Linked DNA regions of Homo sapiens: region 1 is linked to region 2. The links are chromatin loops, found by intact Hi-C in ENCODE. Cell type or tissue: ascending aorta. All regions are shown on one strand. Links, peaks and the distances in the headings refer to the core of each region. The heading gives the core; the rest is flanking DNA. Region 1 overlaps GPR84-AS1 (GPR84, ZNF385A, ITGA5 and GTSF1 antisense RNA 1). Region 2 holds the start of RDH5 (retinol dehydrogenase 5).

Region 1 (8,321 bases), core at 72-8,071, 1.3 Mb after region 2:
GGAAACAGGCAGTTGGAAGGTGTGATTTATGTCTCTGACTTCACCCCAGGCTGGAGCCCAAACACTTGGACCCTCTCCGCAAGTACCCGTCTGGCAAATTATCTCCTCCCCCTCAAAATCTCAGGCTCTTCTAGCTGGTCAGAGGTCTTCCAGGCAAGCCCATCCTCACTACCATCCCCCCTCTCCACTAACACTACCACTCACACCTCTAACTCCTGCTGATTACAGTGATAGAAGAATTAACTTCACTATTACCCACAGGAGGCAGGATTCTCCTATCAGCCCCAAACAATAGATAAATCCCTCCATATATCTAATTTCCTTCTCTCCTGCTGCTGACCAGCAGTTGGTAGAAACAAAGGGGAGCTAACTCACTCAGAATTCTGCCTCTGGCCTGTCAAGGTCTCTTTGCAGATTTAAGGTAATCCTCAATCCTGTGATTGTTTCTATCTCTAGAGACTTCTTAGAAACATTCTCAAAGACACCAGAGTGCCATTTTCTTGCTCCTGATCAGTAACTTGATGCATATCTTTATCTGCCATTCATCAAGATCTGGAAAGCACACTCCACCCCCCACAATCTGGAAGCCTAGAGTCAGAAAAGATCTTGCTAGGAAGTGAGAATCCTCTAACTCCTTGCAGGGGCTCCCACCATTACCACTTAGAAAATTCTACTAGAAATCTAGTTTCATCTTTTCCCACTTTCAAAGATTCCTCATCAGTCAAATGCCCTTGTTAACTTTAGAGGGCAGTTGAGGAGGATTAAATGAAGAAATCAATTTGAAAGATATAAAATGCTGCTTCATAGTATTATTTTGAGGTTAAATGAGGTCGCATATGTAAAATGCTTAGATCTATACCTGGTACTTGATAACTATTAGCTGTTTTTTCCTGTAATACCTCAAAAATTGGGGAGGGACCTGGGAGTTTGCCCTTCCTAGACATCCAGAGCCCATGGGCTCATTATAACCTTGTTGAATGGGAAGCTCAGATTCCTAGGTTTTAGTTTCTTTTTTTTTCTTCTTCTTCTTTTTTTTTTTTGAGACGGAGTCTCGCTCTGTCACCCAGGCTGGAATGCAGTGGTGCAATCTCGGCTCACTGCAACCTGTGCCTCCTGGGTTCAAGTGATTCTCTGCCTCAGGCTCCCGAGTAGCTGGGATTACAGGCGCGCGCCACCACACCCAGCTGATTTTTGTATTTTTAGTAGAGACGGGGTTTCACCATGTTGGCCAGGCTGGTCTTGTACTCCTGACCTCGTGATCCACCCGCCTCAGCCTCCCAAAGTGCTGGGATTACAGGTGTGAACCACCGCGCCCGGCCCCTAGGTTTTAGTTTCTGAAGGTACATGGTTGCATGAATGAATGAGTCCATGCTCCATTCAGTTTTCTGGGGTCTGGTCTCTCCTTTCCTGGCTTCCTTCCCATCACCCCCTACAGAGCCTTTCCCCTAGATCACTGAGCTCATCCTGGTTACCAATTATTTGTTTATTCCTGGCCCCCACACAAGGACTCCAGCCGCAACCCTGGTTTTCCCCTGAGTTCCTGTATGAGAATCTGAATGTGTTGGGGTAAGATGGAACCTCAAGGATCACCTAGCCCAATTCCTTTGATTTAGGAAAGACAAAATTGGGAGCCAAAGAAGGGCAGACTTGCTCTAGTTGGAACTTCCAAGTCAAGTACCTGGATCCAGCCCAGGGAGTCCCTGTGTGCTTTCAAGGGTAAAAGAATTCTCATCCCCTTCTTCCTTTCTCTCTCTCAGTGAGTAGAATAAATCACTATTTTTAACTGCCTAAAACATGAGCAAAAGCTGGAGAAACGCTCAAGGAAGTCCTTCTACATACAGGCTTACTGGCTTCTTCCATATTTTCCTGGGTCTTCTCTAATTCTTATTTCTGCCCCTTCTTGCATTCCTCCCTTCCTCCACCTCCAGTCACACTTAGATGGCTTCTATGCTAACCTGTATGTCACTTGCATATCATTCAACAATAGATCAATAGATTTGGGGTTTTTTTGTTTTTTGTTTTGTTTTTTTGAGACAGAGTCTTACTCTTTCGCCCAGGCTAGAGTGCAGTGGCATGATCTTGGCTCACGGCAACCTCTCCCTCCCAGGTTCAAGCAATTCTTGTGCCTCAGCCTCCTTAAGCGGCTGGGATTACAGGCATGTGCCACCATGCCCAGCTAATTTTTTGTATTTTAGTAGAGACGAGGTTTCACCATGTCGCCCAGGCTGGTCTCAAACTCCTGATATCAGGCAATCCGCCCGCCTTGGCCTCCAAAAGTGCTGGGATTACAGGCGTGAGCCACCACGCCCTGCCTAGATTTGTTTTTAAAAAATGAATTTGTTGCTGAGTGCAGTGGCTCATTCCTGTAATCCCAACACTTTAGGAGGCCAAGGCAGGAGGATCACTTGAGCCGAGGAGTTCGAGACCAGCCTGGGCAAACATAGTGAGACCCCGTTCCTACAAACAATTAGTTTAAAAAGAAAAAGAAGAATGGGTCAATGGCTTTCTTTGAAAGTGTTTAGTCTGAATCCAACACCTAGGTCCAAAGTGGGGTACACTTGACCAGCAGCTTCTGTGAGCATGACCACCCCATATAAAGGCATTCCTTTTGCCTTTGCCAGTGAGGCTCAAGCATTCCAAAGATAAACGTAGTGGGCTGGTCTTTCCTAAAGTAAAGCTAGATTGCTTGGGTTTGAATCCCAGCTCTTCTGCTTACCTTGGGCAAGTCTGTGCCTCAGTTTCCTCATCTTATAAAATAGGTCAATAGTACCTCCCTGATAAAGGGGCAGTGCCAATTAAATAAGTTAATTCATATAAAGCTCTTAGAACACATACTATATAGCATAAAGCATAAGCTATTATTATTATAGGAGAGACAATAACTCCAGGAAGCCGTGCCTCCACCTCCACCCCCCATACATACCTGAGTCATGTGGCACGGTTCCTCTCTCTTCCTGGGATCTCATTACCCTTCTCCAAACCAGCCCATCTGGCCCCTGTGCAGTCTTACCCTTATCCAACCCCCAGCTCTACCCCTGGGGCCCAAACCTGGGTGTAGGGGAGGGAAGAAAGGCAAAACGTGGCCATTTTAGGGCAGAAGAACTGTTAGAGGGGAGAAGGGGTGGGGGCAACAGGGAAGTGGACCCAGAGTTGGGAAGCTCCTTATTGGGAAAGGCCCCTGTCTGATTCTGGGAGACAGAGGCCAGGCCTGGGCACTCAGCCAAGTCCAAAGAGCAGGCCCCAGGCCCTAGTCCTGGCCCCCAAAGCCAGCACCAGTGAAGAGACTAAATGTTCAGTTGCTTTGGGCTCTTCTCCAGACAGTCACAGGACACTTCCCCTACCCCAACCTCACCTATTCTGACAAAATACCCATGGTGATTAAAGTAGCTAGAACCAGGAGTACAACGTCTCTGTGTATATATGTGTGTGTTGGGAGGAGGGAGAGACTCATGCTTCCGGGCCATAATAAGGTCAAACCACTGTTCCAAAAGTGGCTGTCTCCAGGACACTGCCCACCACCCACAACCCCCACTACCTCCCCCCAAGTCCAACGGCTGGCTGTGAACTCCTCCTACAGGAACCCAGCCAGTTCTGGGGAGACTGCTGGTGAGGGGGGGCCCAAGGGTGAGTAACGGTTCCCGTGGGGATCGGGGTGCCCATGACTAATCAATGAGAGGGTGAGAAATAAAACTTACATTCCTTGACTTGTAGGGCAGTAGCTGGAGGTGGGAGGTGGGGCAGGGGCAGACTGAAGCAAGGACAGCCAAGTAGGGACGCAGAGCGGGAAGCGAGGCTGAGGTGGGGGTAGGGAGTCCTTCCAGCCCTGCTCTCTCCATATCTCAGGCTGAAGGAGAGGCAGGCCCCAGGTAACCAAACACCTGGGTTTCTGCTTCCCATCCCCTGGCAAATAAGCTTCTCCTCCAGTTCATTCAATCCAGGGCTACAGACTTTGAATGGGCTGAGGGAAGGGCACACTGACATCTCATTTGCATTCCTCAGCCCCTGCCCCACTCATCTAGGAGTCCCTATGCCCAGAAGACCCGGCTTGGAAAAACTCCGCTGTGCAAGGCTGAGAGCCAGACTAAAGGCATAAAAGCGGAAATGAGCTGGGAGCCAAGATGCTGAGAGAAGGAAGGAAGCCAGTCTGCTGCCACAAAGGAGTCAGGAAAGAGAGGGAACAAACAGCCAAGTGCTTCCTGCCCATACCCTTCCCTGCCTCTCCACCAACCTCCTCCAGCCTGTCCAGACATCTCAGGCCCAGGGCAGAGTAGGGAAAGGAGTGCAGAGACCCACACGAAACGCCCTCTAAAGCTTCCAGCTCAGCAGCCTTCATGGCAGAGGCCGGGGCTATTCTCACAGCAGCCCCTGCATCAATAGCTAGATGATCACTCCCATGTTAGCCAGTTCCAGAAGCTCCCTTACCCCAATTTCCTCCACCAAAGTGACCCGTTCCTCTCTGTTTCAAGCTTGCTTTCTCTGGCCCTCCAGTATCTGCAGTTGAAAGAGAACACCATGAGTTTGGGAAGGGATGTGGTAGTGGGGAGGGTTGGGAGAGTTGTAAGAACAGGCAGCCCTCTTCCCCAAACTGCTATCTCACCTCCCACTGCACTGGCAAGAGAGCAGGGGCAATCACACCTCACACACACACACACACACACACACACACACACACCCCCAACTTTAGCCTATTGACAGATCAGGATACAGATACCCCACCCATGCAAATACACCAACACAAGCATGTTCAGGTTTTCAGACCATACACACACAGAGAGGGAGATTTTCACCTCACAGGCACATTCACATCACACAGGATCTTTTCCCAGCCTGGCCAGCACAAATGGTGAACATGGGAAAGATGTAGAAACCTGGGTCAACTTGGGCCCAAAATATATTCCAGCTTTGGCCCTTCTCCAGGTCTGTTTCTCCATTCCTTGCTACTCCCCCAGGGCTTTCCCATGCAAAACACAGGAGAAGGCGGAGAGGAGGCACCTGAGGGTGCTCTGTTCCTAAGCTGTGATACTCAGTCAACTCTGTCTGGGTTTCTGGAACCCAGCCCCCCTCCCTGAGGTGATCACATGGAAAATGTCCAGCTGCGGTTGCTTGGAGAGATGAGCTCAGCCAGTCTGAGTGGGGCTGGGGGCCTGGACTCAGCGTCAGACTTTCCACTTCGGACCTTACCCCTCCTCCCACCTCCAAATACCACTCCAGGGATTCAGGAGCAGGAAAGGGGCCAAAGGGACTTCTGACACAAATGTCGCAGTCTTGGACTGGTTCAGAGGGGAAGGGTGGACACTGATGAAGGGCGGAACAGATCTGGAAGCACCTCTAGTCTGCTTCATTCCTGCCCACCCACTTCAGGGAAATAAATCCAAAGATGGACCAAAAAAGACAAGGGAGACTAGGTTGCAGTGTAATAAGTGGGGGGAAGATGACTTCAGAAATTGGTCCCCCGGGGTGGGAGTGGGAGGGCAGGGAACTCAAGAATAGATTCAACTCAATGACCCCAAAATGACAAAGGACATAGAAAGCTGGGTCCTAAATGGGAAGCTGGGGGTGGCAGAGGAAGGAGCAGACCAGTGTTACACTGCCTCTCATTGGCCAATGAAGAGTTCCTGACCTGGCAGGAGGAAAGGATTAGTCTCTCCATCCAGTCTTCCAAAGTATATTTCCCACTCTCCATGACTCTGCACCCCTGCCCTCCCTCTCCTCACGTTCCTTTCCCTCTGTCCCCCATCTCTATTATGCGCTTCCCCTTTCCTTTCTCCTTTCCTCTCTCCTACCATCTTTCTAGGATCCTCCTTCCTGGTTCCTCCACCCCCTTCTCCTTCACCAATCCCTTGCCCCTCTGTCTTTTCCTCTCGCGGAACCCTCTCTGTCTACCTCTTTGCTCTTATTTATGTCTCCAACCTCACCCATTTCCCCCTCCTTCTCCCTCCTTTTTCTCCCCAGCATAGCCCACAGAGCTTTATACATAGTAAGCACTCAAAAATATATACTACTTAGATCAATGGCACTTATTAGTTAATGTCCCTTGCACAATTCTAGGAATCTTAGAGCAGACAGATCTTTAGTAGTTAAAATGTTGGAGCCATGAAAGGTTTTGATCTGAGAAGTAACATCATCAGAGCCTTGGTTTAGGAAGATTAATTTGCCTGCAAAGAGTAGGGTGGATTTCAGGGGAAAATGAGACCCTTTTTTCATTTTCTCTCTTTCTTTCTTCAACTGTTTCTTTCTCTCTGACTTCTTCACCATCTGACAGGCTTCCCCACCTGGCCATAACTTCTTCTCTCCCTTCCATGAGTCTTCCCTCTTTCCTTGAGTTTTCCTTCCCTTTACCCCTATCCTGCCCTTCCTCCTCTCAACAACCCCCCTTCCTAGAACATCTGTAAGCAATTGGCTTGTAGAGAGGGGTAGGGTTGAGATTTCCCAGCCAGCTGTGGGGGTGTGGCCAGCCCTGGCCGACTGGATGGAAGAGTGTGGCCTGAAGGGAGGGCCACTCTCCCTAGAGGTGAAAGCTTGGAGTGCCATCCCACCGTTCCTGTTCCTAGGCACCCAGCCCTTTAATCAAACCCCAAACTTCTCTTCTTCCCAGGTCAATCTCATCACACACCCCTTTTCTATCTCAGAGACCTGGAAGCCCTAGCCCTACCTCCCAGTTCCACAATTCTGTCATCTGGAACCCTCTAGCCACATGTAGATTAGAGACTGGAAGAGGGTACCCAACCTCCCAACTGCTGGACATCTGTTGAAAGGAATATAAACTGAAGGGTCAGAAAGCTCCTCCTCTTGGCTTCTCCCTTAGGGCTTTGAAGTCCAATCAAGGACTGAGGCCAGAGGTCGGGGGTGTGGGTATTCAAAGGACAGAATGCAATTCAACCTTTACTGCAGGTAAGGTAGGAAGTCCAATATATTTTTGTACATTAGACCCAGAAGTAATCACTTGTGAATTGTGAATGTATAAACTGTATACAACATTACTTTCTTTTATACTATTATCTCAATTTAGTAAGCCTCAACCTTGGAGTCCAGGGGTTAAGAATCTTCTAAGGCTTTGTTCCTCCTCAAGTTATAGCTCTGGAAGAAAAGGAGGGGGCTCTGCTTCCCAGGAGTGCTCCATATTACTGGGCTCATAAATCTCAGCCCCAGAGACTCTCCATTTTACTTTTATGCACTGGCTGCTGGGGACACTTGGAACCTTTGCAGGAATTTCTGTAAACCCCACTTATCCCCTAGTTCAGCACCCCAACAGGTTAGCTCTCCCTGAAGAGAAAGGCAAGGGGATGGACCTATTCTTAGCCCTGTACATGATCTCTGGAAAACAAATGTGCTCATTGTGAGGTGATGATGGACAGGGAGGAATTTGCAGCCAAGGAAGGAGTGTATGTGTTTGGAGGTAGAGAGATGAGGAGCGCCAGAGGTCCAGAGAGCTCATGAGGAAGACTTATGAAAAGCAAGGAGAGGGACATGCTGTGCCCCATCCCCAACTTTGTGCCATTGTGTTAAGGACTAATGGCACACTATGCTCTACACATACACACACACACCCTGATTCCTACCTGATCAGAGATGCTGTTATCTCTATAAAGCCAGAAAGAGCTGAAGCTAGTAACATAGCATGTCTGGGTTTGGAGTGCAATCGGTGGCCCTCCTGCCTTCCTCCCCAACCTCTTTCCAATGCCCTTTCTGTCTGGGATTGATAATCCTTCCCAAGAGAGGGCTGGAAATGGCAGGCAGACTTGTGGAGGTGGGAGGGAACGCCTGGCTCATCCTCAACCCCTCATAGCCCCAATCGGATGTGCACTGGGAATCCTGGTGCTCCAGGTCCCTTCCTGATGGGCTCCAGATGTGCTTACATCTGGGAAGGCCATCCCAAGAAGCTGACACTCCCACCCACAGCTCCCACCCCGGATGGTTCTCTCCTCTGACTGCCAGGCCTTTGAGCTGAGAAGATTCAGGCACCCCTTTCCTCTCCAGAGGTAGGTACAAGGCAGCAAAGGGGAGAGAAAGGAAAGTCATGGGGGTGGCATGAGTAAGCAAATAAAATGAGGTCAATGCTTAGGACACCCCAGAGGATCTTATTTTCCTTTTAACTTCCTATCTGGGGTTGTTACATTTTGCCATAGCATTCTGGTGCCTCTAAATATGCCATAAATAAATAAATAAATAAATAAATAAGAAAAACTGAAGAACTTTTGGAAGAGAAGACATTAGCAAGAGTGGGGGAAATTCCTTCCCATTGATCTGCTTAATCTGGATTCCTGGGTCTTATATCTTGTATCCCAGTGTCCTCTTAGCTCTGCTCCTTTCCTGTCAGTGCC
Region 2 (8,296 bases), core at 297-8,296:
CGAAGAACCGAGTCCCCGACTCCTGCTGCATTAATGTTACTGTGGGCTGTGGGATTAATTTCAACGAGAAGGCGATCCATAAGGAGGTAGGGAGGAGACTGTGTATGGGACTTGGGAAACCTGGGAAATGTTTTAGAATGCAAGAGACCCAGGATGGAGGTGGACAGGGTCAGGGATGGGGAGGGGATCTGGAAATGCTAAGGGTGGGGTGAAAGGTACAGGGGCAGGGAAGAGACTGATGGACCAAGGGAGGGGGTTGGGGTGGGAAGTTTCTGATGGTGCTTTTGTCCTTTGTGCCTGCCACCTTCAGGGCTGTGTGGAGAAGATTGGGGGCTGGCTGAGGAAAAATGTGCTGGTGGTAGCTGCAGCAGCCCTTGGAATTGCTTTTGTCGAGGTAAGAGATAACCCTGAGCAGGGGCTGGGACTCTGTCCAGGGTGCCTGGAGGGAAGGGGCTGAGGGGAGGAGGGTGCTGAACAGGAGGTACTGGCCTGGGAGTGTGTGTTTGGAGTCTCTTGCATGGGTCTGAGGTAGCTAGCCCTTCTGACTCCTCTCCACCCCTGTCCCCATCTTTCCTTCTAGGTTTTGGGAATTGTCTTTGCCTGCTGCCTCGTGAAGAGTATCAGAAGTGGCTACGAGGTGATGTAGGGGTCTGGTCTCCTCAGCCTCCTCATCTGGGGGAGTGGAATAGTATCCTCCAGGTTTTTCAATTAAACGGATTATTTTTTCAGACCGAAAAGAGATGGTCTGAGTTTGTCTTAGAGTGATGCTTGATTCCTTCCTTTCCTTACTGATGTTCCCTGTCCTCTGGGACCTTAATGCATGTGTACTTCGAGGTCTATTTTGGGGGGTGTTTGGGAAAGGAGGACTTTGCGAAGGTGTTGGTTGGGCAGGCAGTGGGAGAAGTGAGGATCCAGAGACTGTGGTGCTTTCTGCCCCCTAGTCTTATGCTGCCAGGCTCACTATGAACATTCATGAAGCCATCTGCTGCATAAGTCAAAGCAGCTCCCCAGAAAGGTCCCACCTGCGAGAGCCCAGCCCCCATCTGCCTTGGACATCTTCCTGGCCTTCTGTGCACCGCTAAGGGCCCAGCACCTCCCTTCCTGGCCAATCCTCAAGGGATCCAGCTCCTTTCGAAGTATGATAAGTTGCCTTGACACCTGTGTGGTCAGTGTCCTTAGCAGGAGAATTTATGTGAATATTGCCTTTTCTTCCATGGAAGCCACCCAGCCTGGCCCAGAACCCTCATCACCTGCTCTTCTCCCCCAAGAAATATGAAGACCATTCCCAGTACAGACACTGAATTGCAACCTTACTCCCCTTCAGAAAATAAGGGAAATGTATTAAAGTGCCCTTTGATGGCCACTCCCCGACGTGCAGCTGTAGATGTGAGGCAGTTCCCTGGCGCCCCACTGTGGGTGCTAGCTGTTTTGCAGGGACTGAACAGGCCAGAGACCGTGAGCATGTCGGTTTGGAGTAGTTGGCACTTAAATGGGGTCAGCCTTCCACTGGGCACATTTCTGCCCACCTTCTTTTTATTTTTTAAACAATACACTTTTGTTAGTGCTTATTTTGTGGCAGGCACCAGGCAGTACCAGGGTGGGGGCAGAAATAAATCAAAGTCCTTGTCCTTGAAAAACAATCTCTTGCTGGAAGGCTGGATTCAGTAGACTGCTTGGGCAGGCTTGGGAAGGACCCAGGTGAGCACAGCATCCACCAGGCTGGCTGGCAGGTAGGAGGCAGGCAGCCAGAGCAGCTTGGCATCCCAACCTGGGCTGTAGCGGGTTCGGGGGTGTCGAGCAGTCAGGGCATGCTCCAGGCATCGGCTCACCTTGGTTAGGTCCGGGTCACAGATCAGGTTCATGATGCGCTGTTGCATTTTCAGGTCTGCAGCCCCATAGGTGGTTGCAATCAGTTTCCCTTCCTCACTCCAGCCCATCTTAGGTACTGTCTTCTGGGGCCCTGGGCTTGTCACCCTCAGTCCCCTCCTCAGTGTGGGGAGTGGGCAGGTTCCACATGGCCTGGGCACTCTTGTAACATCCTGTTCACCCTCAACCCTGCCCTGGGTGCCCCACCCACCTCCTAGCAGGCTTATGCAGGACTGGCCTTTCTGGTACTTGTTTCCCTTCATGTGCCCCTGTGTGGGCCTGGCTACTCACACTTGGTGAGGAAGGCCCCCCCATAGTGGGCCTGTGTGGCAGGAGGCAGCCGTGCCCAGCAGGCCTGCAGGGTTTTCTCCAGACTCTCCAGGTTGGTCACAGGGGTTCGGAAGAAGCCAGGCTCCACGATGGAGACTCGTATCCCAAAATGAGCTACATCCCGCCTAGAGTCGGGGCAGAGCGAAGTTGCTGGGTTCTTGCCCTATAGGGAGGGGACTTTGAGGGACATGGGTTGGGGAGCTGAGAAAGTTACCACAGACCAGGGACAAGAGTTTTGACGGAGATGCCTACTGCCCCGGGACAAGGGTCAAGTGGGGTAGAGGGAGGAAAGTATTTTTGAGGTTTGTTTTCTTTGATCTAGAGCAGGGGTCAGCACGTTTTTTTCTTAAAGGGCCAGAGAGTTAATATTTTAAGCATGGCAGGCCAAGAAACAAAATTAATGATATTATCAGGTACTTATATAACAGTTTACAATGTAACCATTTAAAAATAAAAAAAACCATTATCAGCTTGTAGGCAGCTGGCCAGATCTGGCTTGAGTACTGAGTTTGCCGATTCCTGACCTAGAGGAACCCCATTCCCTTGCTCCCAAAACACATGGTTGAGCCCTGAGTGCTGGATATTGAAGGGTATAGTCTCGTATTTGCTGGAGGGTAAGCTGATGGGGAAAGTGGGGATACATCCCACTGCCCTGGCACAGATGTAGAAATCCAAGTATAGGTAAGGAGCAGGAGGGAAGGGGATAAAAAAAAATTCAAGTATAAAGTATGTGTTCCAGTATGCAGTGGCTCACACCTATAATCCCAACACTTTGGGAGGCCCAGGCGGAAGCATCGCTTGAGGCCGGGAGTTGGAGACAAGTCTGGTCACCACAGCAAGACCCCATCTGTAAAAAAATACTAGCCAGGCATGCTGGCACGCGCCTGTGGTCTCAGCTACTCAGGAGGCTGAGGCGGATATCGCTTGAGCTGCTTGAGCCTAGGAGTTTGAAGTTCAGTGGGCCGTGACTGCACCACTGCACTCCACCCTGGGTGAGAGCAAGGCCTTGTCTCAAAACTAAAAGTATGTGTCCCATGATGCTGCCTGAAAAATTAAGGCTGAGAGACAGGAGACATTCAGGTTATTTGCTGAGTGATGGTGACAAACGCAGGCTTCCTTAGAAGGTAGACTAAGCTTAGGCGCCTTATACTCCTGCTAAGAACTCAGGCCTTGGGCCGTGTGTGGTGGCTCATGCCTGTAATCCCAGCACTTTGGGAGGCCGGGTCGGGTGGATCACCTGAGGTCAGGAGTTCAAAACCAGCCTGGCCAACATGGTATAACTCCATCTCTACTAAAAATACAAAAAAATTAGCTGGGAGTGGTGGCACGTGCCTGTAAGCCCAGCTAATCGGGAGGCTGAGGCAGGAGAATCACATGAACCTGAGAGGCAGGGGTTGCAGTGAGCTGAGATCTCGCCATTGCACTCCAGCCTAGGCAACAAGAGCAAAACGCTTAAAAAAAAAAAAACAAAAAAAAACTCAGGCCCTACTCCCGTTGTCCTCATCATGTCTCCTTTGTGCTCCCACGGAACTTTGAACCTTATTGTTTAAAGACGAGAGGCAAGGCCGGGCGTGGTGGCTCACACCTGTAATCCCAGCACTTTGGGAGGCTGAGGTGGGCGGATCACGAGGTCAGGAGTTTGAGACCAACCTGGCCAACATAGTGAAACCCTGTCTCTACTAAAAATACAAAAATAAGCCAGGCATGGTGGCGCATGCCTGTAGTCCCAGCTACTCGGGAGGCTGAGGCAGGAGAATCGCTTGAACCCCGGGGGTGGAAATTGTGGTGAGCCAAGATCGCGCCACTGCACTCCAGCCTGGCGACAGAGCAAGACTCCATCTCAAAAAACAAAAAACAAACACGTTAAAAATGGGTAAAGAGAAGTAATCTACTTATGGTCACAAAGCTTACATAAGGGTAGACTTCATTGAACCCATGAAGTCTAGCCCTAAACTGTCTCTTCTTAACTATTCCAATGTGCTGTATCTTAACCACCTCTGCTGGCCCACGTTTGTTGAGTGGGCTGCTGTTAGTCCTGGAACCCAGAGCCCTGTACCCCTCACCTCAGGCTGTCAGAGAAGGCCTCCAGGCCAAATTTGGAGACACAGTAGCCCCCACCATTGGCTGCCAGGCGACCCAGGACGCTGGTGATGTTGATCACCCGGCCCCGGGCTTGCTGCAGCAGAGGCAGCAGGGCAAGGGTGACCCCGATGGGACCCATTGTGTTCACATTCAGCACCCGCTGGAAATCGTCCCGGGTCAGCCATGGTGTGGGTCCGATGATACCAGCCACACCAGCATTATTCACCAGACCAAAAAGCCCTGTGGGGAGATGAAAAGGATGCTGGGGGTAGGTGAGGCACTCCCACAGCTCCCTCTTCTTCCTGGGAGCATCTGAAAACTGCTTCTCCTCAAATTGTCCCTTTAGCTTACCACAGCCCTTGCAGGTGACTCCTGGGGTGACTGTGGGGATCAGGACACCCCACACCATATTCCTGGTGGTCTACCATACTTACCTGCTTCCTTAACGTGCATCTCCACCCACTTGGCTGCCTGCTGGACGCTCTGGGGATCAGTGATATCCAACAGGGTGGTGTGGAGGCGGGAGGAGGCCACCCGCTGCAGGTCCTCGGCCCCGGAGGGGGTCAGGCAGCTGGCCAGGACTCGGAAGCCTCTCTGGTCCAGCTGCAGTGCCAGAAGGCGCCCAAAGCCTGAGTCACAGCCGGTGATGAAGACAAAGGCATTGCTGGCGGGCAGGCTCTGCCGGTCCCTGAGCAACCACAGCACTGCCCAGAGTAAGGCACCCAGCAGAAGAGGCAGCCACATAGCTGGAGCCCAAGTGACCTACAGGTGGCAGCCTAGGCTGGGCAGAAAAACTTGTCCAGTTTACTGTGGCCCTCAAGCCCTTTCCCCTAATACCCTCCCTAGCTGGAAGCATCTGGTGTGAGCATATTGAGAAATTATCTGGTTGGCAGATAATTGGCCAACCATGGCTCATCTGTTCAAAGCAAAGATGTGGGCAGACCCTGTATTTGTGGCTAACTTAACTAAAACCACATGAGCCAGATCCTGTGTACAGACCTGCTGTATGGAGCAGAGGCATCTTTTTTTTTTTTTTTTTTTTTTTGAGATGGAGTCTCACTCTGTCGCCCAGGCTGGAGTGCAGCAGAGGCATCTTCTTGCTTGCCTCACACCACCTCTCCTTCTAAACCAGGGACACTGAACCTTCTATATGCAACCTGGGTCTTGTGTTTGGAATGATGTATAGGGCCAAGAGGTTTGCTGTGTGATACTGAGCATCTCACTGTCTCTCTCAACCTATTTTCTCATCTACCAAGTGGGGCTAAGACCCACCAGGTCCACCTCAGAGTTGTGGAGGATCAAAGGGGATAATGTGTGAGGAAGCATGTTAAAAGCTGAAAGTTTTGAGTTGGCAATACATGTAATATCTGGCTAGTCTTCTCAGTTCCCCCAGCTCCCAGTATCCACTTACCTCCTGTGGCGAAAGCTGGCAGGTACTACAGCGCCCGAAGCTTATTCTTTTGCTTTTGTTTAAGAGACTGCTCCCAGTCTTCCCAGCCTCCCACACTAACTACTGCTAAGGCCAAAGTCCGGAGTGGGTGGACTTGGATGCCAGGCGTATTAAGTGTATGTGTGACAGGGTGGGGATAGGACTGAGGAGGAGGAGGAGCCAGGGAGGCTGGAGCTTGCCTGGCTGAAGCCAGGACTTGGCAGAGGCCAGATTTGCCTAGGCTCCCCCCACCCCTTGGCTGTCTTTCTCAGCCTGGGTTCCTGACCATCTATGTCATGGTCTCCAAGGAGGAGGGAGCTGTCAAGGATGGCAGCTGCACTGCTCTGTTGGTAACGGTTACTGGACCTGTCATTCCTCCCCCTTCTCAGCCCTGAAGTGCCCCCAGGAATTAATCTCCCACCTGGCTCAGACTCATGACACTGCTTAGAGTTAGCCTGGGAGAGGCCATGAGCACGTGGAGAGGCAGAAAGCCAGAGCTGGGGACCAGGCCTGTACCTTGCCTTGTTTCTCTTCTGTAGGAAACAAGTCCTGAATTAGGAAGCTTGGGGCAGGGCTACTAGGACCTTCTCTCAGGAGGGATGGGAACTCCCACCCTCTGCTTGCCTAACAGACACCTGCACAAGGGCCATGGAGGAGAAGAGAGTTGGGATAGTAAGAGGAAGCTAGTTCCACCCTCTCCCCAAAAGGTACCTGTCCCTCAGGGAAACCACCTTTGAACCTTCCACTCCCACCCCCGACACTGGAGCTAGTAGCTCTCTGAAACACACCACAGAGAAACGGAGGCTTGTGTTTTATTCAAGGCTTGTCAGCCTCCCTCCTTCCCCCTGCGGGTGAGGTAGGAGGGATAGGGTTGGGGGAGGGAACAGGGGCTAGGAAGGGGCAGACTGCAGCTGCCCTTTGTAGACATATTCCAGTGCAGTGGCAATGGTGCGCATGTCCAGCTCGATGCTCCGAGCCCAGTTCTCCACATCCCCAATTTCCTGGGAAGGGGGAGAGGAGGTGGGAGCCCAGGAATCAGAATGGGTAGAGTATGGCTTCCAGTCTGGGGAATACGTTTTATTCATCTCCTGGAAAAGGCTTTACTTGGACCCACCAACTGCTTTTCTTTCTTTCTCTACCTTTTCTGACACTGGGGCTATAGATGGGGTTTCTGGGACCACCCTACTTCCTCCTTAACCTAAACCTGAGGTAACCTGACTGGAGGCAGCCAATGGGGGCCCAGGATTGGGGTGGTGAGGTAGGGAGTATGGCCCACCTTGAGTGCCTGGTTGAAGTTCTCCACCATTCCGATCCACTGGCCTGTCTGCTTGGCAAATTGGGCAGCCTGGACCTGTAGGGTCTTCACCTCATGGTCCAGCTTTCTCTGGTTCATGTAGGCCTGGGCCACACTGGGGGGTTGGAGGAGGGAGGAGATCAGCTCCAGCTAGTTGGGGGTGGTCTCCGGGACTAATATTCCATTGCAGCAGTGGGAGTTCAGCCAAGAATCAGGGCTCATAATTTTGGCCATTTTTGGATGTGATGCAAATGACTACCAGTACATGCAAATAAACCCAGCTCCTTCCTTTCACTCCCAGGATTCCCAGGAGAGCCAAGCTCGGAGCTGACTAGAAACATACCAGCTCCAAACCCCAAAAAGGAGTTCCTGCAGCTGAGTGGGGGAAGGGAGGGAAAACCTGGGGTGATATCCCTGAGGAAAAAGCTGGGAGGGAAAAAGGGGCATGGAAAAACTGGGAAAATCCAGCAGGAGGAACACATCTGGCAGTGATTGGAAGCCTAGGGATCTATGCAAGAAGTTGGAGAGGGAAATTGGGCCCCTCCCTGAAGCCGGGTTAGGATGGGAGTACAAACCCCCTCCCCAGGAACCCTGGGTCAAAAGAGGGTATCCCAGGGGTTTCTTCTCGGCTCTCAGTTGCTCTCCCAAGCCTTCGCTTTTGCCCACACAGATCAAGGAACACACACAAACACACACACACACACACACACACATGCTCTCCCTCCCTTCTGCCTTAGGCACTAGTTTTTCTTTTCAATCAAGGTATGGGCTGTGGTTACCATTACTACCATGGGGTTGGTGTCCCCAACCTTCTGCCAGTGTTTTTTGCCCTCCCCAACCCCTGCAATAATTGTTCTCCTTTATTGGCTGTTGAATTTTTCACTTCCCACCCCAGAGCTCTACTCAGCCAGGAGATTCCACATCCGGTGCCCCCACCCACTGGAATGTGTGGGGGCTGGAGCGGGGAAGGGGTTGGTGGGGGCTGAGGGAGTGGGCAGGACACCTGACAGGGGCCAAGATAGACTGAGCCTTTGTTTTCCTTTCCGGGGAATGAGAGGAGGCGTGGGCAGCAACACAAAACCCTTTCTAATCTGGCTTTGGCTTAGCTGCCCTCTAAGCTGAAAGTGGGGTGGCATCTAGCAAAGGAAAAGAAGAGGGAAAGGCCTGGGCCAATCTCACAAATGATGGGCACAGCAGAGCCCAGGAGGTGCCAATGTGGGAGGGAGGAAATGGGAGGGCAGACCCTGTTCCTTCTTTTTGGGAGACAGCTGGGTCACTGTCAAGGGTCGGGTAGG

What was found. A loop is a pair of places that touch in the nucleus more often than their neighbours do. Peaks named below come from ENCODE experiments on the same cell type or tissue, not always from the same donor. Only the 100,000 strongest peaks of a DNase experiment are listed, where the experiment ranks them.
Region 1: a loop joins it to region 2, with 2.2 times the contacts of the local background. A loop is called at or near these places in 2 of 110 quality-filtered maps.

What each region holds. Positions count from the first base shown.
Region 1 is chr12:54,424,027-54,432,347 of GRCh38, reverse strand. GPR84-AS1 (GPR84, ZNF385A, ITGA5 and GTSF1 antisense RNA 1) reads right to left here. Exons shown (of 4, transcript NR_120487.1): 3 at 4,423-4,491. Among named protein-coding and RNA genes, the nearest start is that of ITGA5, 8.9 kb to the right of the region's middle. In ascending aorta, for the core only: no CTCF peak of the experiment used is centred there; DNase peaks (open chromatin) are centred at 3,667, 4,123 and 4,907; H3K4me3 peaks cover 2,737 bases; H3K27ac peaks cover 8,000 bases.
Region 2 is chr12:55,717,911-55,726,206 of GRCh38, reverse strand. It overlaps BLOC1S1 (biogenesis of lysosomal organelles complex 1 subunit 1), which reads right to left. Exons shown (of 4, transcript NM_001487.4): 3 at 6,984-7,116; 4 at 6,504-6,708. The coding sequence ends at 6,598. RDH5 (retinol dehydrogenase 5) reads right to left here and starts at 5,814. Exons shown (of 5, transcript NM_002905.5): 1 at 5,690-5,814; 2 at 4,713-5,054; 3 at 4,260-4,518; 4 at 2,158-2,321; 5 at 1,502-1,885. The coding sequence starts at 5,022. The coding sequence ends at 1,662. It overlaps CD63 (CD63 molecule), which reads left to right. Exons shown (of 8, transcript NM_001780.6): 6 at 1-86; 7 at 311-394; 8 at 581-884. The coding sequence ends at 646. It overlaps BLOC1S1-RDH5 (BLOC1S1-RDH5 readthrough), which reads right to left. Exons shown (of 6, transcript NR_037658.1): 3 at 6,984-7,116; 4 at 4,260-4,518; 5 at 2,158-2,321; 6 at 1,465-1,885. RefSeq lists enhancers at 4,751-5,379, 7,947-8,106, 8,217-8,266. In ascending aorta, for the core only: CTCF peaks have their summits at 1,418 and 5,047 (motif pointing right); DNase peaks (open chromatin) are centred at 1,056, 1,405, 4,936 and 5,936; H3K4me3 peaks cover 3,005 bases; H3K27ac peaks cover 7,695 bases.